2 separate regions of the Homo sapiens genome follow, and region 2 is linked to region 1. A link is an interaction called in ENCODE POLR2A ChIA-PET data of the cell type or tissue named here. Cell type or tissue: B cell. All regions are shown on one strand. Links, peaks and the distances in the headings refer to the core of each region. The heading gives the core; the rest is flanking DNA.

Evidence for each region. Peaks named below come from ENCODE experiments on the same cell type or tissue, not always from the same donor. Only the 100,000 strongest peaks of a DNase experiment are listed, where the experiment ranks them.
Region 2: POLR2A ChIA-PET joins it to region 1 with 11 read pairs; 2 of 35 experiments call an interaction of 5 or more read pairs at or near these places.

Annotation. Positions count from the first base shown.
Region 1 is chr13:40,617,842-40,629,595 of GRCh38, reverse strand. All of the region lies in intron 1 of FOXO1 (forkhead box O1), which reads left to right. It also overlaps the pseudogene RLIMP1. Among named protein-coding and RNA genes, the nearest start is that of FOXO1, 43 kb to the left of the region's middle. In B cell, for the core only: no CTCF peak of the experiment used is centred there; a DNase peak (open chromatin) is centred at 2,855; H3K27ac peaks cover 3,921 bases.
Region 2 is chr13:40,415,330-40,427,083 of GRCh38, reverse strand. All of the region lies in intron 6 of LINC00598 (long intergenic non-protein coding RNA 598), which reads left to right. Among named protein-coding and RNA genes, the nearest start is that of LINC00598, 60 kb to the left of the region's middle. In B cell, for the core only: no CTCF peak of the experiment used is centred there; a DNase peak (open chromatin) is centred at 5,223.

The DNA of each region.
Region 1 (11,754 bases), core at 2,018-10,017:
CTGGTAAGTTTAATGCAAATGTTCCAAAATCTGAAAAAATCCAAAGTCCAAAATGCTTCTGGTTCCAATCATTTTGGATAAGGGATAGTCAGTCTGCACTTGATATACCTCTAGAGGCTGTGAAATCTTAGGCAGTTCAAAAGTCATGTTGTTTGGCTGGGTGCAGTGGCTCACGCCTGTAATCCCAGCACCTTGGGAGGCCGAGGCGGGCAGATCACCTGAGGTTGGGAGTTCGAGACCAGCCTGACCAACATGGAGAAACCCCATCTCTACTAAAAATACAAAATTAGCTGGGCGTGGTGGCGCATGCCTGTAATCCCAGCTACTCGGGAGGCTGAGGCAGGAGAATAGCTTGAACCCGGGAGGCGGAGGTTGCAGTGGGCCGAGATTGCACCACTGCACTCCAGCCTGGGCAACAAGAGTGAAACTCTGTCTGAAAAAAAAAAAAAAAGTCATGTTGTTTTAACTATTCATTGCCATTTGTTGGTTGGGCCTCTTCAACCATTGTGATCCAATCCTAGTTCAATCCCTTGTTGAATTCAAGTATTGAGGTCTTAGGATGAATGAACAAGGCTTTGGGCTGGCACATAAAGGTGGGACACCCACAGGTCCTGCTCTTTGGGAGTTTGGGTAAGTGTATTTTATTCCCGAGATGCACTTGTAAAAATATACATGGTAGGCCATAGGTGGTCTCACAGTTTGTCTGTAGTAGTACAGTTACTGTTTGATTCAGGGGAGTGAGAGGTGAGTCTGTTTCAGAGCAGGTGCCTGGGGGACAACCTGGAGAGGAAGGTTGAGCCTGCAGGGCTTTGGATGTGTGAAGGTAATGATTCCCAGTAGTGTTTTGTATTATTTCAAAGTACTTCTATACCATTGTTACCTCCCACCAGGTCTCATCTGCTTCTGTCAGTAGGTTGGCCATGTCCCCATTTCACAGATGAGGAAACTTGGCTTTGAGAGTGTGGCTTGGTGCAACTGAGATTTGGGTCTAGATCGTATGAGTCGATTCCACTATACATTTTCTAGGAAGTGGTAGTAGCGTGAACAAAAAAGCTGAAGAGGACGGACTCAGGTAGCATGGTGAGTTCTTTGGGACTGGGGAGGGGAAGGGTGAAAAGTGCAGAAAGGGATGAGGGGGTTGTACAGTGACAAGGTTTGTCCAGACAAGTTGCGAGAGTGCCCGGGAAGACTGAAACCCTCACGGGGTGTGTGTGTGTGTGTGTGTGTGTGTGTGTGTGTAAACAGCTCTTTTGAGGAATAGCTGATGTATAATCTGCACATATTTAGAATGTACAGTTTGGTAAGTTTTGACATGGGTATGCTTGTGAAACATCACCACGCTCGAGAACGAACATTATTCATCACCCTGAAAAGTTTACTCCTGCCCCCAAGAAGGGCTTTTTAAAAAAAATTTTTTATTTTGAAATTTTTTCAAGTGGTAAGTTTGAAGAATAAAAAAAAACTTTTATGTACCCGTTACCCAGATTCACCAGTTTTTGACATTTTGATAATTTGCTTGCATCCTTTATGTATGTATATATGTATACATGTGTATATGTCTGTATTTGTAGGTACATAGATTTGTGCACACACACACGGTTCCCCTGCCAACCCAGTCAAGGGTAGCTTTTATGAGTGATGCTGCTGTATTCCTTAATGCTTCAATGTGTATTTCCAGAGAACAAGAATAGTCTATTATGGATCTGTAGTACAGCATTCACATTCAGGAAAGTTACTGTTGTTTGTTTGTTTTTTTTTTTTTTTAGCCGGAGTATCACTCTGTTGCCCAGGCTGGAGTGCAATGGCGCGATCTTGGCTCACTGCAACCTCTGCCTCCCGGGTTCAAGCGATTCTCCTGTCTCAGCTTCCCGAGTAGCTGGGATTACAGACGCCTGCCACCATGCCTGGCTAATTTTGGTGTTTTTAGTAGAGATGGGGTTTCACCATGCTGGCCAGGCTGGTCTCGAACTCCCGACCTCAGATGACCTGCCCACCTTGGCTTCCCAAAGTGCTGGGATTACAGGCATGAGCCACCACGCTTGGCCAGGAAAGTTATTGTTAATACAGTATTTTTTATTTCATGTTCCAGTTTTGTCAGTCTCCTAATAATCTCCTTAGTAGCAAGGACATTTTTCTCCTCATACAGAATCCAGTACAGGGTTATACAGTGCATTTGAGCATTACCTTTCTTGAGTTACCTTTGCTTTGAACATTTCCTCAGCATTTCTCAGTCTTTCATGCCATTGACACCTTGGAAGAAGCCAGACCAACTATTTTTAAAGTGTCCAAGGGTTTTGAGGTTTTAGCAGGTGTGTGAATGTGATCTATCTGGGTTTGGGAAAAATGAACAGTTGTGAGTGAGGTGGATACAGGTGGTGGGGAGGAAGTTGGAGGCAGTGGACTTTGTGCTCTGATTCCCACAGGCTTAGGTTGGTGGAAGCCGTGGTTGGGGGAATTGTTGGTAAAATTGCTTGGATAGGGATGGACCTGGAAAAGAAGCAAAGGTGATTGCAGTGTTCTAATGCTTGTGTTCTGGAAAATTAAATAAAGAGCAGGGAGGTTTAAAGATAAAACTGGGAAAGGGCTGTTGTATGTCCAGGAATTGTTATGCATACATTTCTTCTTTCTGCACACTGTGATAGCCCTGATGGTAACTACTTAGAAAAAGGTTGTGAAATTTTAGGAGTTTGGGACCCAGTGGCCAGACTGAAATTCAGTGCATGTAGGGCAGTTGCCAATAAAGTCACCCTTGGGTACTTGTTCATAGCTTTAGATGGAGGAATGTTTGTTCTCTAGCTTTAAGGAATTGAGACTGGTATCATCGGGGCAGTGTCTGATGGACCTAGTTTAGGGAAGTTCATGGGCCAGTGTCTTTGCAAGTGAAACTAGGCATCTTTCCCCAATGAGAGAGCATATGGAGACGTTCACTTTAAGGACGGGTTTTGAAAGGGGAGGTATTGGTGGAACTTACCAACTTTGTTATGTAGCCTAGTTATCATTTCTGTAGGTGTGTAACAGTTTATCAAGTGCAAGGAGTTACCTCTGAATCTTCTATATAGGAAAGAAAATTTAGGCATGTTTAGTAACATGCAGTAACCTCTGGAATGCAAAAATGCATCTATACTTTCTTTTATGAAGTCTGACTAGAGAACATTTCAGTGTGGGGCATGAGCTGTCTCACCAGCAGGACAGCTTTAGAGGTCATTAGGCTTTCAGTGTTGTAAACTGTTTATCACTTATTTTAAAACATCACAACTGCCTGAGACCAGTGCCTTACTTGGTTGCTTTGTCAGGAGACTTGTGAATATTGAATCCTTTTAAGCTTTTACAATGTTTTGAGAAGTGGAATTAGTTAAAAATATATCCTCTTATCAGAATGTCTGCTGGCTAGGATTTGTTATTCTGTTGTTCTATTTAAATAGAATATGTCATATATTAGATGTTTTCTTAAATAGCCTTAGGTTTTAAATAAAAAGTAAGGCTGGGCATGGTGGTTCACACCTGTAATCCCAGCACTTTGGGAGGCTGAGGTGGGAGGTTGGCTTGATCCAGGAGTTCATGACCAGCCTGGGCAACATAGCAAGACCTTGACTCAAAAAATAAATAAAATAAGATAAAATAAAATGTAGTGAAGACAAAGATGACTTTATCCTGGTCCCTGGTCAGGGACCTGGTTCATAATTTAAAACTCTTTTGTTTGAATTTAAGAATCTATAAAGTAGGATTGATAAACTATACTGCCTTGGATTGCTTTTGAAAATGTGTGTGCCAAGGCCTGCTTTCACATGGTAAGAGGAAAGTCATTACCTATCATATGCCATGTTTTCCTCTGACTTATACCTAAAATATTTTAGAGTGCTTATTGCCTTATGTAAAATTACAAGATCATATAATCACATTCCCACCCTGTGGAAAATTAAACTTTTTTTTTTTTTTTAAAGTGAAAGCAAGTTTATTAAAATAAAGGAATAAAGAATGACTACTCCAAAGGCAGAGCAGCCTAGACTCTCTTTGTAATTGAGTCTAAGCTAATAACGGATTATTGTAAAAAAAACCTCTGTTTTATAGCAGAATTTTCTACCGGGCCACATACGAATTTTCTGCTCTTGCTGTCTTCAGTGTTAACAGTGGGAAATTGTGGACACTTAAACTGAGCAGTACTTAGAATTTGCTGGATATGCTGAAAAGTAATCCATCAGCATTGGAGACCACAAGCAGTATAAAATTGTTGATACCCATATTTATTTTTATTTTCTTTAGGTGGAGAAAGAGACCCTTGAGTTAGAGTTTTTGGATGATGAATTTAGTACTCAATCATTAGTATATTTGTGCATGTCATATTCTAGGTCACAATAAATTATCAACATGCCACATTTGTGGTAGTTAGATAATGCTTTTATTTCCTCTTTTTTCCCCACGTTGAATCCAGATTAACATAATATGTTAATTTGTGTTTTTCTCAACTGAGTGTGGTAATTCCATTGCATTAAAGTGTTAGGGACTTTTGTCTTCACTAATAATCCACTTAATCTCTCACAATAAAAAGTACTTTCATTTCTACTGACTTACATTTATCCAATCAAAACTTTTTATATTACTAGACTTTTTGTTACTTTTACCTAGCATCCAAAACCATGTTTTATGATTGGTTGGCAAAGAGCTGTAGAAAACAGATTTTAATATTGCAATGTATATTGTTAAATTTTCTATCTGATGGATTTCCAGAAATATTCTGTGTTATATACATAAAAAACTATATGCATAATTCCCAGTGAGACAGTTATTTTCATTACTCGAAATACTCTCCTTGAAAATTGTAATTCCATGTTCCATTACATGCTTACCAAAAATGATTCCAGGTTGGGGGAGTGGTTGATTCCATATACTCTCAAAATTTCCAAAAAAATAATTTGAGTGGACTTGATAAACTTTAAAAAGTATTAAATTCCTATGCAGTGTCATCTGTCACCTCCCCCCGCCAAGTTGCCTGGCTAGCTACCATTTAGTTTATGATGAGATGAGTGCTCTGGCCCTGGGGTTCCCACCCCACCCCCTTTAGTCAGAGTGCTGTTCTTATCATGTGGTATGAATCAGAACTGATCACTTACAACACATGTTATAAGTGATTGGATGAGATAGGCAAGCACAATTTTTAGATGTTATAAAGCAAAGCATTGCTGCAATTTCTGGGTAAGTTTTCATGAAACTCCTGTAGTAACATATTTCTCTTTGCTCTTAGGAATGTCCTGAGTGATCTTTTTTTTTTTTTTTTTTTTTTAAGCAGTATTAGTTTTTAAGAGCTTTGATCACATTCCTGGCCTGTTTTCTGTTGGTGGTACTATCAGGCTATGAGATGATAATAGTCCCCAGGTGCATGAAATCTTAGAATTGGGATTAGGCCACATATCTCCTTTTGGCTTCTTCTGCAGAGGGTCGTCTAGGCTTTGTTTATCTCCAGAGATTAGGAGTCTTTTATTTCTTATTTTTATTTATTGAGACAATCTCATGCTGTCACCCAGGCTGAAGAGCAGTGGTTTGATCACAGCTCATTACAGCCTCAAACTCCTGGGCTCAAGCCATCCTCCCACCTCAGCTTCCCAAGTAGCTGGGACTACAGGCGTGCGCCACCGTGCCTGGCTAATTAAAAAAAAAAAAAATTTTTTTTTTTTTTTTTAAGAGATGGTGTCTCACTTTGTTGCCCAGGCTGGTCTCAAACTCCTCCTGCCTCAGCTTCCCAAAGTGTTGGGATTACAGGCGTGAGCCACCATGCCTGGCCTGGGGAACTTCTTGACCATGGTCCCCAGAACTGGACCCCTTTCTCATTATGGGATGCGCTCTGATTTATCAATGTCCTTCTTAAAGTGTGTTAATAAAGAACTCATCTAGTTCTCCAGATATAGTGTGGCCAGTTTTGAGTGTAGTGAGACTTTAATTTCCTGTGATCTGGAAATTGTACATTTGTTAATGCAGCCTAAGACTACCACACCTTTTTGTCACTTACAGTGGTTCATATGACACAGTCAGCAAACATTTCTGTGCCTGCCTCCAAACACATTTCCCCATTAAAAAGAAAAAAAACTGTTGAACTTCCAATTTTATGTTGATTTTCAAACCCAGCATTCTAACTTGTCAGTGTAATTTAATTCTGTTGTTGATTTTATTGCTTATTTTATTTCTTGTTGTTGGCAAGTTTACCGATCTGTCTTCTGGGTTGTCGTGTGATACACACAGACGTAAATGCAGAGGAAAAAAGTTGATTTTCATAATAGTCAGCAACAGTAATAACTAATGCCCCACACGGACCCCCGTGTCACTTTTGGAAAAAAAAAGCCTGTGTTCATAGAGCAGCCTTACCAAGGGATAAATGTTTTATGGCCTGGAGCGAAATGCATCTCAATATAATGGCTGTGTTATTTTTTAGAAGCCAGTTTTGTTTTTCTTTCCCCTTTAACTGTATTCCTTTTTTTTTTTTAAACATTCCCATTGGATAACTTAGAGAAAGGTGAATAAATGCAAATCAGGTGGTTTTGTTTTGATTTAATAGTACCTTTGATAAAAGGAATTGATTCTGCTGAGAATTTGGCTGTATAAGTGTGTTGCCATAGCAGACTTGCAGTCATGAAATGATTGGCATGGGCTTAAACCTTTGAATCACACCCTGGAAGCAGATAATACCTTAAGGAATCTCTTGTCTGGAGTTGTTTCTTACTTACAGAGCAGGACACTCTTCTTCTTCCACGCTTACTTATAGTGATCCTTAGGGAATGAGCAAAATAGGAGTAAACTTGGAAAATAATTTTTAGGGGATTGGAATCTGAGGAATAATGATAAAAAATAGTTTAACTTTGAAAAACCATTTTATGCCAGGCATAGAGCTGTGTGTTTTCTGTGTACTATCTCATCATGACAAGCCTGAAGCAAGTCATTATTGGCCCCATTTTGCACAGGCTCAGGCAATGGTGGAATTATGTCAAGCAGGCAGGAGGCTTGGTGATTTTTGTTTGGATTTTCTTTGGCTTGGGAAAGACAGATTTGCCTTTTGCTAGAAAAGAAACTCCTTCAGTGAGCTATCATTTCAAAGTTGATGTCTCAGAATGTTGTGGAGATGCAGCCAGTTCACCTGAAGGTAGTGGTGGTGGTTAAATAAACATCTCTGTAAGTCTAGCTCTTCCTACAGTTGTGAAATCTGAGATTTTTTGGTTTGTTTGTTTTAATGTTTATTGGTAGAAATAGATCATCAATGCATACTTTGTATTTATATAAACTGCATTCTCTTAAAGGTTTTTGTTTTCATTGGAAATATTTAGCCTCCAAGTGAACTTAAAGTATTATCTATGCAATCGATTCTTTATAGACTTTTTTTAGATTTTAACACTAAATTTGAGAAACCATGCATATTGTATACCTTATTTAATAATCCAAAGAATTGTTTGCACTTTCAAAAAAGTTACAGAAAGGCTGAACACAAGTTAAATAACCTGTATGTCCTAAATTTTCCATTACTGAATAAATACTTGTTCAGTATTATATATTGCTTGCTTTCTAATAAGTCAGATTGTCAGAGATGTTTCAGTAAATTATCTCTATATTAAAATTATATCCGAATCCCTTTTCTCTCTGAGATGATCTTGCCAGTATTAAACATTGTGCCATACGCAGTATTAGCCCAAAAGCTTAAATAAGAACCAAACTTGTACACTGAATATTTTAACCTTAGAATTATATAACTATACATATATGATATGCTGTATATTAAATTTAACATTTCAAATAACATGTATAGCACACATTCAGCCACATACTCTCATGAAAAGGTATTATTCGTAAAAAGTTAATGAAAAGCTTATTTAGATAGAAATGTCTAGACATAAATACTAAGCCTATGAAACTTGAAAGTAAAGTCTGCTGTGCTATTAAGGAAAAGAAGATTGGTTTTTAACCTATTGAATTGTGCAGATACAAAAGTGCTTAGCATGAGAAAATTACCAAAATAAAAACATTTTAGAGGTTATTTGGTTCTAGCAATGTTAATTATTTTGTGTTTCTGGATAATTTAATGTTTGTATTTTAAATGTTATATAAATTTCCTCTTTATAACAAGTTTTAAAAAGCACGCAAAAATAGTTCAAACTATATATAATCTGTTATTTTTCATCCTAGTTAGCTCATCACAAGTAACTCAGCAAAACAATGCTTGAACATTCAGTTCTACTAAAATACAATATTTGAGTAGATCCCATCACTTTTACCCATTGTTTGCTATGTTGGACCCTAAAACAGGCTGCTGACAGATCGGACAAGTGAAATTCTCTGAGAGCCATCGGTCAGTACAATGAATATGAAATTCATGCCTGCAAGGTAATTGCCTGAGCTTGTTTCCAGTTATGTGGTCACTGATACAAACACTACAGATTTTACCTGGTTCACTATCAATACTGTTATGCTCTAGCGCTGGGTGGAAAGATTGTCAGTCTGCTCTTTGGTTAAATCATGTATTCAGGCGGGCGTGGTGGCTCTTGCCTGTAATCCTAGCACTTTGGGAGGCCGAGGCAGGCGGATCACCTGAGGTCAGGAGTTGAAGACCAGCCTGGCCAACATGGTGAAACCCCATGTCTACTAAAATACAAAAATCAGCCAGGCATGATGGCGGGTTCCTGTAATCCCAGCTACTCGGGAGGCTGAGATGGGAGAATAGCTTGAACCCGGGAGACGGTGATTGCAGTGAGCCAAGATCGCACCACTGCACTCCAGCCTGGGTGGCTGAGTGAGACTCCATCTCAAAAAAAAAAAAAAAAAGCAAGGGGAAGAATAGTAGTTTTCCAGTTTGACTAAATCATTTGAATTTTGCAACTACATGCTACCCCTATTGTCACTGTTTCAGGTATGAGGCTGGGTGGTCTCATTTACACCATGCATTTCAGTGCTGTCTCCTTGGGCCTGCCTGTCCCGTTCCCTGTGCTGGCTGCTGTCAGTAACTGTACCTAAGGTTACTCAGTTCTCAATGCATCTCTGGTAAATGCTGACCATTTCTCTGAAGCTCTGACTTGGAGAACCAGAGCTTCTCTCTAGTGGTTGAACCCTCCCTTAGAGTACTAGATTCTCCAGACCCAGTCATAATCTGCCTTAAGATTGACCGAAGAGCCACTGATGATGGCTCAACAAGCTCGTTCTCAGAAATCCTAGGAAGAATTATGGTACTAACATAGGTTTGAATACGTGACCGCTCTAAACGAGAAATGATTCGGCAGAAGCCCCCACTATTGCTTTGAATAGTGACTGTATGTTCTGTTAGCCCTACTCTGGATGAGTTCTGTTTGCAATACTGTCCTGATCTCTATTTTCTCCGGGATGGATCCTTCTCACTTGAAGGTCCAGTGTGATTGTTGGATGTCGTAGTACAGCAGTTGAGGATCTGCTGGATTCTTCTTCTACTGTTATTCTTGACATAAGTCTTGAATTAGAGAATGGGGTATATGCAGTACCTCTGTGTTCTCTATCTTGCTCTAAAAAGACTTGAGTTATACCTCTCCTCCTGACAGATCTTCTAGTGGTTTGCTGTACTGGTCTACTTTCCCTTTGTGAATTATGACAAACAGTGCCACTGTGTCTCTGAATTGGTGAACAGCTTCGGCTACTTATAGTAGATCTTATTGGCCCTAATCTTTGGTTTGTATTTCTCACTGTAACATTATATCTAGCCCCATTTTCCCAAACATGTGCTGCTTTAAACTGTTGTGCCTCCCTTTGCCTGAGTTAGCTGCCACCCGACTGGTTTGTGTGACTACTGAAATTAGTGCGTGAAGCACTAGCTCTGGGAATGCCAGCTGATCCCCCAGTTCCATTTTTTAATCTTCCTACTGTTGAGAAAGATCCTTCAGCTGAATTTTTCCCCCTTGAAGCAAGCCTAGTCCTTAGAATGTTGGAACTACCACCATTGAAATTCACTGAGGTTTGGCTTCTTGTTCGCCTAGCCACAGGACTAGATGACCTTTGTTGCCTATTTGTAATATGATCTCTGTTACTATCTGAAAGTGGAATGTTTGTATAATCTCCATGAATTTCAGATCCTCTATTTTCATGATTTATGTGGATTTCCAAACTAAACCGAAACTCTCCACTGTTCGAGTTTGTTCGACTCACAGCTCTCCAATTTTGATTCCCATTTTGTCCACTTTGAGTTGCATTTCCTGTGCCCCGAAAGGTGTTCAACTATGCTAGAAGAGAATATTCATTTGAACTTTCTCTGGGGACTTCTGAGTCTCTGTAATTTGTTCCATTTCTTTATTTCATTTTATTTTTTTGAGATGGAGTTTCACTCTTGCTGCCTAGGCTGGAGTGCAATGGCATGATCTCGGCTCACTGCAAACTCCGCCTCCCAGATTCAAGCGATTCTCCTGCCTCAGCCTCCTGAGTAGCTGGGATTAGGTATTACAGGCATGTGCCACCACACCCGGCTAATTTTTTATATCTGTTTAGTAGAGATGGGGTTTCACCATGTTGGCCAGGCTGGTCTTGAACTCCAGACCTCGTGATCCACCCACTCAGCCTCCCAAAGTGCTGGGATTACAGGCATGAGTCACGGTGTCCGGCCAGTTTGTTCCATTTCTCGAGTCAGGCTGAGATGCTAGTTGTTTGTTGACCCCATCTAACCACTGTTGCAGTTCTTCTGATGTTATTTCTCTAGGGGAGCCTAAAAGATTATGGTCCTCTCATAAGCCGATAATCTTCATCGAGTTCTCAGGCCTCTTCTCTGTGGAGATGCTCTTGCTGCCATCTTCTCCCATTTTCACAAATGATTACGGTCTTGAGATAAGGTTTCGTCACCACCACCATCTGATCTAGATCTAGACTGATTCATCCTGAGATTCCTGGCTTTCTTATTTTCCTTTCAATATGCTTTTAACATATGCCATGGTATCCATCCTTCAATTGTTTGTGCCTTTTTGGAGAGCTGTCCATCTCTTCCCAACTCAAATCCAGGCCTGTTGGTCTTCAGGGTTCTTAGTTTTAACTACTGTACTGTTCTTGGTTTCATAACTCTGCTGTTCAGTAAAATAACAATTATTGTCCTCTCTGCCCTCATCACTCGGCTTAGCCAAATCATCCACCAGAATACAATCCCGTTCTGTGGAACAGCTCTTGGGAGCTTGGAAGAAGAAAGATGAGTGGGTATTTTAGTATGAATTGGTGGTATTCTACATGTATATTTAAAGTTTTCAGGGCCAGGTGTCATGGCTCATGCCTATAATCCCAGCTCTTGGAGGGGAGTGTAGGGTGAGATGGGTGGATCTCTTGAGTCCAGGAGTTTGAAACCATCCTGGGCAACATGGTGAAACCCCTTCTCTACAAAAATTAGCAGGGTGTGTGGCGTATGCCTGTTGTCCCAGCTACTCTGGATGCTGAGGTGGGAGGATCACTTGAGCCTGGGAGGCGGGGTTGCAGTGAGCTGAGATTGCGCCACTGCACTCCAGCCTGGGTGACAGAGCTGGGACCGTGTCTCACCAAAAAAAAATAAAAAGTTTTCAGGTCTTGCAGTACGCTGGAAGAAATATCTAGAACGGCAGATGATGTGATTTTGGCAAGCGTGTCACATGTTGATTTCTGTTTTGCCGGTGAATGCATCAGGCCTGAGGTATGTGTGGGATCTGGACTTCTCCATTTCTTGTTTCTGATCACCTGAGGCTTGCACTCTGGAGCTTTTCCTTCCTTGTCTTCAGAGAATTTCCAGTGTGATACATCTCATTTGTTGTATTA
Region 2 (11,754 bases), core at 2,081-10,080, 200 kb after region 1:
CTTCCAGTCGCCCAAATAAATGGCAGCCAGGGAGCTTGGCTGTGTTCTTTCAGAATCACTATGACAAAGTTTCCGTCAGGGCAGCCAGAAGAAGATGAGTGTGCCCAGGGAAGCCAGCACACAAGCCCTTTGATGGAGCATGGTGGTGGGGCATTGGGGGTTGAAGGTTGGGGAATAGCCCTAAGAATGGGGAAGAGGAGTGGTCTTGGCTGTCCCAACACAGGTGTGAACATAGGGGTACGTTTATCAGGGCTGCATTTTCTAGCCAGGTGTGAGACCACACCCTACACCAATTAAATCATGAATCTCTGCTGACACCACAGTGTTCTAGGTGACTCTCATACATAGTCAGAATGGAGACATATGCTCTAAGCCCTACGTGGGGGCGTGGGAGGAACACTTTGAAAAGAACAACCAGGTTATAGCTTATTTGTGCTGATTTCTATCAAATGTAGCAAATTCCCCCCTTCAGTTTTCAAAGAACCATTACAGTTGGCAGCCATCTTGGCTAGAGCTCACTCTAAGGCATCTGCTAGTTGTATTTGATCTCCATCTTTTGTCGTAATATCTTAACAAGAGAAATAATGAAGTATTGAGGTTAAGAGTTCAGCTTCTGAAGAAATGGCTTAGTATAAAATGGCACTGACAAAAGGCACTGTTCCTCATTTACTGGGTTAATGGCTACATATCCCTCCATTACCCTTGTTAAACTTAAAAGAATTTGTCAAGCAGGATGTGAACTTCCACGGCTTCCTAGGAACCATTCCGTGGCTCTCAAAGAGATTCCAAGTGAGCTTTTCCCCACCACATTCCCAGAAGCATGAGCCATCGCACTCCTGAGAAGGGGAGCCCCGTGCGAGGAGGGACTGCCTGCCCCTCGGTGGGCCTGTCCTACACCTTTGCTGCACACCCGCTGCCCATTGCTTAGTTCTACAGCTGTAAGAACACTGGGCACAGGCGCTGCACCCCTCATTTTACTTATGGGAAAAACTGACGAGGTCTGAGAGGTGCCTGACTGGCTGCAGGGAGCACACAGGCCTCAACACCCAGCTGTCTGGCAAGGGCGCTGGGGTCTTCTCCGCCACCTCCTACGCCACCTCCCACCCCACCAGCCCTGAAACAGGCACAGGGCTGGTACCTGCCGTGTAGCTGATATGGCTTTGTGGACTCCCAGGTCCCTTTGGCTTCTGACTGCTCTTGTTAAATGCTCGTGTCCTAACTAGGAGGCAGGGGCCTCAACCCTGGGCCTGAATTAACTTTAGTAGAAATGTTGGACGATAACATGGTCTGAGAGATATGTTAGGGTCTATGAGGGAGGAATAGCGGCTGTGTGGCTCTTAGCAGATTAGACTAGTTTTAATTCCATTTGGTGGTCCGAATTTGCCCTTCATTAACTGCATGATGGAACATGCATCATGTTTACTGCAGGCTTGCTGTGCGCCAGGCATGGTGGAGGCCTGCAAATGCAGGCAGGGCTGAGGGCTCAGAGAGTGGAAGCCTCTGGGGGCCCTGTACGGTCAGCGGTGCATGGGAAGGGCTACTCTTTAGCAGGAGGCTCAGCGAGGACCTCTCTGATGTGGGCCGACCAAAGGGACAGGGAACAAACAGCTCATTCTGAAGCCTTGAGATGAGAGCAGGCTTGGAGTGGAAGGAGCAGCTGGGGGGTCAGTGTGGCTGGAGCAGGGTGAGGTGGAGGGTGGGGTGGGCCAGCCAGGGTCAGCCAGGCTGCAAGGATGAAGATCAGGCAGCTACTTTGCATTTCATTCTGAGTGTGATGGAAAGCTACTGGGGGCTTGGAGCTCTGAAAGATTCTTTCTTTTTTTGCGTGTACATTTAAAGGGTACAAGTGCAGTTTCGTTACATGAATATTTGCGTAGTGATGAATTATGGGCTTTTTGTGTACAGACATTTTTCAAAAGCAGATATACAACAAAATCTCAGAAATCACCGCTAAAGAACTTATTCATGTAACCAAACACCACCTGCTCCCTAAAAACCCATTGAAATAAAAAATAAATTAAAAAATCCTTGAAAAAATACCATACCACTCCCAACAGTTTTATTTATTTATTTATTTATTTTATTTATTTATTTTTTTGAGACGATGTCTCGCTCTGTCACCCAGGCCGGACTGCAGTGGCGCCATCTCGGCTCACCGCAAGCTCCGCCTCCCGGGTTCACGCCATTCTCCTGCCTCAGCCTCCTGAGTAGCTGGGACTACAGGCGCCCGCGACCGCGCCCGGCTAATTTTTTGTATTTTTAGTAGAGACGGGGTTTCACCGTGTTAGCCAGGATGGTCTCGATCTCCTGACCTCGTGATCTGCCTGCCTCGGCCTCCCAAAGTGCTGGGATTACAGGCGTGAGCCACTGCACCCGGCTAGTTTTATTTATTTTTTAACCTAAAATATATGTTTGAAAAGTAAATAACAAACAAAAGAAGAGATACAAATGACTTAGGTTCTTCAAGGATCACTCTGAGGGAGGGTGGCAGCTTTGACTAGGGTGTAGTGGAGGAGCTGAGAGTGAGTGGTCAGATTTGGGATTTGTTCTGAAGGCAGAGCCAACAGCATTTGCTGATGCATTGAGCGTGGTAGAGGAAGAGGGAGTTGTTTGGATGAGTAACTGCTGTGTCCAGGATGTGGACATCTGGAAAAGTTCAGTGGCCATGGGTACTTCAGGAGGTTCAACCTGGGGAAGTTACTGGCAGGAGATGGATGTCAGGAATAAATGCCTTCTCTGCAGCCTCTGCAATAAGTCTCAACTCTGCTACCTGAGTTATCTTTCTAAAGGAGGTTTAGTTATTTTCCTTTGTCCCAGACCAACAATATGTCCCATTGTCTTTAGACTAAAGTCCAAGCCAGCCTGTGGCCCTCAAGGCCTCAACCTACCTTGCCCATCCATCTCCAGCCATTTCCTTCCCTGCTTGTTAATCTACGACCCAGACACATCAAACCAGTCTTCCCCACTCAACCACCCCGTGATACCACAAATCTCACATCCCCTGACTTGGTTCATGCTCTTTCATGCTTCCCTACTTTTCAAGAGCCTTTTGAAATATAATTAAAATTCTGCCGTCTCGAAGTTCACATCCCCAATTCTTCACAATGGAATTATTTCTCTAATAAAACTTGACTTGTACGTTTAGTCTAGTCTTCATCTAATTCTTCTTTGTAACAAGTTAGATCTCTAAATATATACAGCTGTCCCTTGGTATCCTTGGGGGATTGGTTCCAGAACCCCCTGCACATACCAAAATCTGAGGATGCTCAAGTCCTTTATATAAAATGCTGTAGTCATTTCATGTAACCTGTGCACTTCCTCTCACATACTTTAAATCATCTCTAGATTACTTACAGTACCTAACACAATGCAAAGGCTATGGAAATAGTTGTTATTCTGTATTTTAAAAATTTATATTTTTAAATTGTTTTTATTTATTTATTTGACTATTTTTCCATCTGTAGTTGGTTGAATTCACAGATGTGGAACCCTTAGATGCAACGGGCCAACTGTATTATATATATTTATATTGTATCTTTGTATGTATTGTGTGTTTTGTGTTATAGTCAAATAGCATGATCATATTATTTTTATTAACATACTGTCTCTGGTATTAGATTAGGCGCTTCTCAAGGACGAAGCTGCATCTTACTCTGTATCCAAGTTTAAGCCAGATTTTTAGACTCGCAGTAGATGATTTGAAGCACGTTGATAAGTAAAATTAGGAAGGGGCCAAGAGAGCCGTTCTGGAGCATCAATACCCTCTGATTACAGCTATTGCTGGTAGAAGGGGGTGAGAGTAAAGTGCTTTTCAAAACCTGTAAATAGGGCAGCTCAGTTTCAGATGCAGCTATCGCTCTCCAAATAATCTGGCGGTCCACCATATTCCCCAGCATCCTTTGCGATCAGATTGGTCACATAACTAGCTCTGGTCAAAGAAATGTGAGTGGGAAATCAGAGTGTCACTTCTGGCTGAGGTGCTTAAGAGCCAGTGCTGTCTCTCATCTCTGTCTTCCCCTGCTGCAGTGATCCTGCAGCCATGTGGTGCTAGGTAGATCACAGAATGAGTGGGGCATGGATGCAGACTCCCCAGAGGGAGGAGGGCCCTGCCATCTCCTGTCAGACTTTGCAAGAACATGAAATCAATCGTTTGCCAAACCACTGTGATTTTGATGTACTTGTTACATCATTATAGCCTATTCTGACAACTATATCTTCTCAAAGTAAAGCTAGTAAAATCTCACACCATGGATGTGATTAGCCACCTGAGAAAGCTGTGTAAGAATTGGTCTATCTGTAGAACTTGCAGACATCTGAATCAGATTCCAGGTGATTCAGAGAATGAGCTCATGGAGGCAGAAGTAGAATATGATTGTAAACAAAGCAACAGCAGAAATCTAATCAATTGTAAGGTAGTGTGTTTCAGAAGGGGGATATAAAAACAGAGATGAAGAGCCAGTAGTTGGTTGTTTCCTTGAGAGAGGGTGTCTCCTGGCTGGATGGGGGAACAGCATCTGAGCCCTTGAGAAGATGTAATTGTACTGTGGAGATGGACATACCAGGCTGTTTTGGCCAATAACATAACACACCCAGGTTTCATAACTTCCTGCTCTTGTTGTGAATCCATGCCTGCCTTTTAACCTTTGATAATTCTCAACTTGCCATTAGTTCAAAGGAGAGAAGGTCCTCATGTGCTATCACATGTATTAGCTGACTTAATTGATAGATCATTCTCATTGTGAATTAATTTTTCAGCAATCTGTTATTTGTACTGGCCTTTGTTGCCAGGTCACAGGTGCACCCCAGGCACTGTCACTTAACATTGCTCCATGGGGTTGTGCATTGTACAGCATATGCAAACTTTAGACGTGTCCAGGGACAGAATTGGTTGGAAAACGTTCAGCTTTGTAGATATGATCTCATGAACCTTTACATTAAGGCTGGAGGCCCCCAAACACACTCTCATGGAATTTTCTCCTTGAAAATAAATTTGACTGTTTAATGGAAAAACTTACAGATCCAACCAAAAAAACAGACTCCAGTTTTGTTCATGTAAGTGAATTTTAGGGAGGAGAGTCATGCAAACGTAGTATAACTCTGCTGTTTTCCACAAAAATCTCAAGAAAATTTTGAATCACCAACAATAGGTATATCGGCAGCTGTGCGTTTGAAGGCTACCAACAAATCCATACTCATATATAGTTATTTCTCAAGTATGGTTCATATGAGAATCACCACTTGGAGATTTTCAGTTCTCTTTTTATCTTTCTAGTTTCAGATTTGAACATACTGAGTTAGGTTCTCATATCCCAAACACCAAGTTCCAAACTAAAAACAGAACAAAAATCTTTGTTACTTTTTTAATTGTAAAAACAATATATATATATATATATATATATATATATATATATATGTTTCTAAAAGAGTAGAAATATAAAAAATAGAAAGTAGAAACCTTCCTACTTCCATCCCCCAGAAATAGCCACAGTGAATATTTTGGTGAATATCCTTCCAGATCTTCTCCCTACACATATACAGCCATATGTGTTATTATTTACACAAATGGGATAATTTTATGCATGCTGTCTTGCAGTTTGCTTTTTTTCCTTTCAGCAACATATCTTGGGCATCTTTTTCATGTCAACGCACATTTGCATTTTTTAGTGGCTGCAGAATATTACATTTTCTGTGTGTACTATAATTTATTTAGCCAATTCCCATTGGTGGATATGTGGGTTGCTCTTAATTTTTCACTTTTATAAGCAATACTGAAATGAATGTTCTTGTGTGTGTATATATATATATATATCTCCTTGGGTACTATATGGTACTACTATAGTTAAATTTCAGGTAAGAAAATATCGTTTCAAAAGATTTCCATATTTTACATTTTAATAGCTTTTACCAAAAAGTCTGTGTCAGTTTACACCCTCATCACCACCATGCTAGCATCTTGGCTGGAATTGCATTTTGATAATCTTATGTAATAGAAACCCCAGGACTAGTGTCCACTCTGCAAGGCATCATTTTTGACTTACTAAAATATAAATATTACTCCATAGAGCTCCATTTTAATTGTGGTTTCACAGGGACAAGACAGTAACCGTGTTTCCCATACTGAGTGGCGATGCCTAGGGTAGACCTGTTATCTGGCAGCTGCCTAAATGGCTGCCCAGAGGCTTTCAAAAAGTCTCATCCCCTGACTACACATACACTATGACCACTGCACATGTACAAGGAGGTTTGTCACACTGGCCGGAGTGGGAAGTGCTTTATTTTAAGCCCGCCTTTTGCAAAGAAGTCTGTGGGGTTAAAATGGAAAAAGATCCTTAACTTCCATACTTGCAGGCCCTGCATCCTTGGGTGTGTCACTAATTCTCTGAGCTGATTTCCTCATTGGGCAAATGGCGTCCTGTGAGAATTAACTGAGAAAGTATATGCAACTCCCTTCCACAATGCCTGACACGCAGTATTTGCTGCATAGAGGTTTCTGGTGTGAATTAACCCTCTTCTGACTATCTTTATCAGCTCAGCATCCTTCCCCTGTGAACAGAAGAGCTTTTGTTCAAGGACTGATACGGTTTGGCTGTGTCCCCACCAGAATCTCATTTTGAATTGTAGTTCCCATAATCCCCACATGTTGTGGGAGGGACCTGCTGGGAGGTAATTGAATCATGGGAGTGGTTAACCTCATGCTGTTCTCATGATAGTGAGTGAGTTCTCACGAGATCTAATGGTTTCTTAAGGGGCTTTTCCCCCTTTTGCTCAGCACTTGTCCTTCCTTCTGCTATGTAAGATGTGCCTGTGCTCCTCCCTTGCCTTCTGCCTTGATTGTGAGGCCTCGCCAGCCATGTGGAACTGTGAGTTCACGAAACCTTTTTTTCTTTATAAATTACCCAGTCTTGGGTATTTCTTCATAGCAGTATGAAAATGGACTAATACAGGGGCCAAACGTGACTGTGACAAACACCTCCAGTTTTAACCTGTTTCCTAGAGAAGGGTAAGTATTTAGCTGTTGGAATCTTCTATTCCTTTTGACTTGTTTGCAATATATTGGACATTAAATTATATTGTTGAACAGTATGTGTTTGTTTAGAGCAAATTTCTCTAAATATTCTAACCATATCCATTTGGTTTTGCCGTGTGCGTTGTGAAATAGGTCACATTAGTGTTTGGCCACATTACATAGACCTAGTTAATTATGTTTAAATCTACCTGTTGTTTTCAAAGGTGGCTCTGTTGACAGTGGTTCCAATGGGATTGACTTTAGCCCAGTGATACAGTGCTGGTTCTATAAGACTTTTCACACTGTGCTCATGTGAAATTGTTTCCTGGGTGAGCTGCTGTGAGATTTAAAGAATCCATCTTTCTTCTTTTGGTAGCTGCCTGGTGGTCTGGCCAGGCTCTTGCTATGCTATTGACCATTTGGCCTACTTCAGGGTGCTCCAAACTACATTGCTTACTATCTGAAAGACCCAGAAGGGTCCTGAAGAATATGTAGGAGGCAGCTGCAGAGGGACACCAGTGTCCTGAGTGTTATGTTACTCAGAATTCTCACTAAGCTGACTCTATAGAGATAAAGGCATCAGGTTTCCCAAAGGTCATTCCTAGAGAAATACCTATCACACAGAAAGCTGATGTGAAGACAAGCCCTAGACAGAAGTGAAGCATCACAACCTATTCATCATACCCTGCTTTTTTTTTTTATTATGATACTTTAAGTTCTAGGGTACATGTGCACAATGTGCAGGTTTGTTACATAGGTATACATGTGCCATGTTGGTTTGCTGCACCCATCAACTCGTCATTTACATTAGGTATTTCTCCTAGTGCTATCCCTCCCACAGCTCCCCACCCCCCAACAGGCCCCAGGGTGTGATGTTCCCCGCCCTGTGTTCATGTGTTCTCGTTGTTCAATTCCCACCTATGAGTGAGAACATGTGGCATTTGGTTTTCTGTCCTTGTGATAGTTTGCTGAGAATGATGGTTTGCAGCTTCATCCATGTCCCTGCAAAGGACATGAACTCATCCTTTTTTATGACTGCATAGTATTCCATGGTGTATATGTGCCACATTTTCTTAATCCAGTCTATCACTGATGGACATTTGAGTTGGTTCCAAGTCCTTGCTGTTGTGAATAGTGCCACAATAAACATACGTGTGCATGTGTCTTTATAGTAGCATGATTTATAATCTTTTGGGTATATACCCAGTAATGGGATGGCTGGGTCAAATGGTATTTCTAGTTCTCGATCCTTGAGGAATAGCCACACTGTCTTCCACAATGGTTGAACTAATTTACACTCCCACCAACAGTGTAAAAGCATTCCTATTTCTCCACATCCTCTCCAGCATCGGTTGTTTCCTGACTTTTTAATGATCGCCATTCTAACTGGTGTGAGATGGTATCTCATTGTGGTTTTGATTTGCATTTCTCTGATGACCAGTGATGATGAGCATTTTTTCATATGTCTGTTGACTGCATAAATGTCTTCTTTTGAGAAATGTCTGCTCATATCCTTTGTCCACTTTTTGATGGGTTTTTTTTTTTTCTTGTAAATTTGTTGAATTTCTTTGTAGATTCTGGAAATTAGCCCTTTGTCAGATAGGTAGATTGCAAAAATGTTCTCCCATTCTGTAGGTTGCCTGTTCACTCTGATGATAGTTTCTTTTGCTGTGCAGAAGCTCTTTAGTTTAATTAGATCCCATTTGTCTATTTTGGCTTTTGCTGCCATTACTTTTGGTGTTTTAGTCATGAAGTCTTTGCCCATGCAAAGGTTTTCTTCTAGGGTTTTTATGGTGTTAGGTCTAACATTTAAGTCTTTAACCCATCTTGAGTTAATTTTTGTATACTGTGTAAGGAACGGATCCAGTTTTAGCTTTCTACCTATGGCTAGCCAGTTTTCCCAGCACCATTTATTAAATAGGGAATCCTTTCCCCATTGCTTGTTTTTGTCGGGTTTGTCAAAGATCAGATGGTTGTAGATGTGTGGTGTTATTTCTGAGGCCTCTGTTCTGTTCCATTGGTCCATATATCTGTTTTGGTACCAGTACCATGCTGTTTTGGTTACTGTAGCCTTGTAGTATAGTTTGAAGTTAGTAGCATGATGCCTCCAGCTTTGTTCTTTTTGCTTAGGATTGTCTTGGCTATGCGGGCTTTTTTTGGTTCCATATGAACTTTAAAGTAGTTTTTTCCAATTCTGTGAAGAAAGTCAGTGGTAGCTTGATGGGGATAGCATTGAATCTATAAATTACCTTGGGCAGTATGGCCATTGTCTTGATATTGATTCTTCCTATCCATGAGCATGGAATGTTCTTCCATTTGTTTGTGTCCTCTTTTATTTCGTTGAGCAGTGGTTTGTAGTTCTCCTTGAAGAGGTCCTTCACATCCCTTGTAAGTTGTATTCCTAGGTATTTTATTCTTTGTAGTAATTGTGAATGGGAGTTCACTCATGATTTGGCTCTCTGTTTGTCTGTTATTGTTGTATAGGAATGCTTGTGATTTTTGCACATTGATTTTGTATCCCGAGACTTTGCTGAAGTTGCTTATCAGCTTAAGGAGATTTTGGGCTGAGACGATGGGGTTTGATGATGGGGTTTTCTAAATATACAATCATGTTATCTGGAAACAGAGACAATTTGACTTCCTCTTTTCCTAATTGAATACCCTTTATTTTTTTCTCTTGCCTGATTGCCCTGGCCAGAACTTCCAACACTATGTTGAATAGGAGTGGTGAGAGAGGGCATCCTTGTCTTATGCCAGTTTTCAAAGAGAATGCTTCCAGTTTTTGCCCATTCACTATGATATCGGCTGTCGGTTTGTCATAAGTAGCTCTTATTATTTTGAGATACATTCCATCATTACCTAGTTTATAAAGAGTTTTTAGCATGAAGGGCTGTTGAATTTTGTCAAAGGCCTTTTCTACTTCTATTGAGATAATCACGTGGTTTTTGTCATTGGTTCTGTTTATGTGATGGATTACATTTATTGATTTGCATATGTTGAAACAGCCTTGAATCCCAGGGATGAAGCCAACTTGATTGTGGTGGATAAGCTTTTTGATGTGCTACTGGATTCGGTTTACCAGTATTTTATTGAGGATTTTTGCATCGATGATCAGCAGGGATATTGGCCTAAAATTCTCTTTTTGTGTATGTCTCTACTAGGCTTTGGTATCAGGAAGATGCTAGCCTTGTAAAATGAGTTAGGGAGGATTCCCTCTTTTTCTATTGATTGAAATAGTTTCAGAAGGAATGGTACCAGCTCCTCTTTGTACCTTTGGTAGAATTTGGCTGTGAATCCGTCTGGTCCTGGACTTTTTTTTGATTGGTAGGCTATTAATTATTGCCTCAATTTCAGAGCCTGTTATTGGTCTATTCAGATATTCAACTTCTTCCTGGTTTATTCTTGGGAGGGTGTATGTGTCCAGGAATTTATCCATTTCTTCTAGATTTTCTAGTTTATTTGCATAGAGGTATTTATAGCATTCTCTGATGGTAGTTTGTATTTCTGTGGGGTCAGTAGTGATATCCCCTTTATCATTTTTTATTGTGTCTATTTGATTCTTCTCTCTTTTCTTCTTTATTAGTCTTGCTAGTGGTCTATGTATTTTGTTGATCTTTCAAAAAACCAGCTCCTGGATTTGTTGATTTTTTTAAGGGTTTTTTGTGTCCCTATCTCTTTCAGTTCTGCTCTGATCTTAGTTACTTCTTGCCTTCTGCTAGCTTTTGAATTTGTTTGCTCTTGCTTCTCTAGTTCTTTTAATTGTGATGGTAGGGTGTCGATTTTAGATCTTTCCTGCTTTCTCTTGTGGGCATTTAGTGCTATAAATTTCCCTGTATACACTGCTTTAAATGTGTCCCAGAGATTCTGGTATGTTGTGTCTTTGCTCTCATTGGTTTCAAAGAACATCTTTATTTCTGCCTTCATTTTGTTATTTACCCAGTAGTCATTCAGGAGAGGTTGTTCAGTTTCCATGTAGTTGTGTGGTTTTGAGTGAGTTTCTTAATGCTGAGTTCTAATTTGATTGCACTGTGGTCTGAAAGACAGTTTGTTGTGATTTCTGTTCTTTTGCATTTGCTGAGGAGTGTTTTACTACCAATTATGTGGTCAATTTTAGAATAAGTGTGATATGGTGCTGAGAAGAATGTATATTCTGTTGATTTGGGGTGGAGAGTTCTGTAGACGTCTATTAGGTCCACTTGGTCCAGAGCTGAGTTCAAGTCCTGGATATCCTTGTTAACCTTCTGTCTCGTTGATCTGTCTAATATTGACAGTGGGGTGTTAAAGTCTCCCATTATTATTGTGTGGGAGTCTGAGCCTCTTTGTAGGTCTCTAAGGACTTGCTTTATGAATATGGGTGTTTCCGTATTGCATACCCTGCTTTTATTTAACCACTCTCAACAGTGCGGAGGCTAGTTAATAGTATCCCTAACTTTCTGATGAGGAAATGGGAACTCACAGGATGATTAAATTGCAGGAAATTTTTAGAGCTTGGGCTTGATCCCAAAACTTGTGGCCCGGTGCCCTCTCCCATGGGGGTTGGGGGTAGGGACTGGGATGGTGGCAGCACCTGAAAGACTGTGTCACTGGGCTACAAATGCAGGAGGCCCAGACACAGCATCCACAGCACAGTGTCAGGATCCAGTTGCATGAAGCTCAGGGGGAACACGTTTTAGTGGAAACCAGATTGGAACTGGGAGAGAGGCCAGTTCAGTGGAATGGATGGCTGAAGCCAGAGGTGGAAGGGTTTC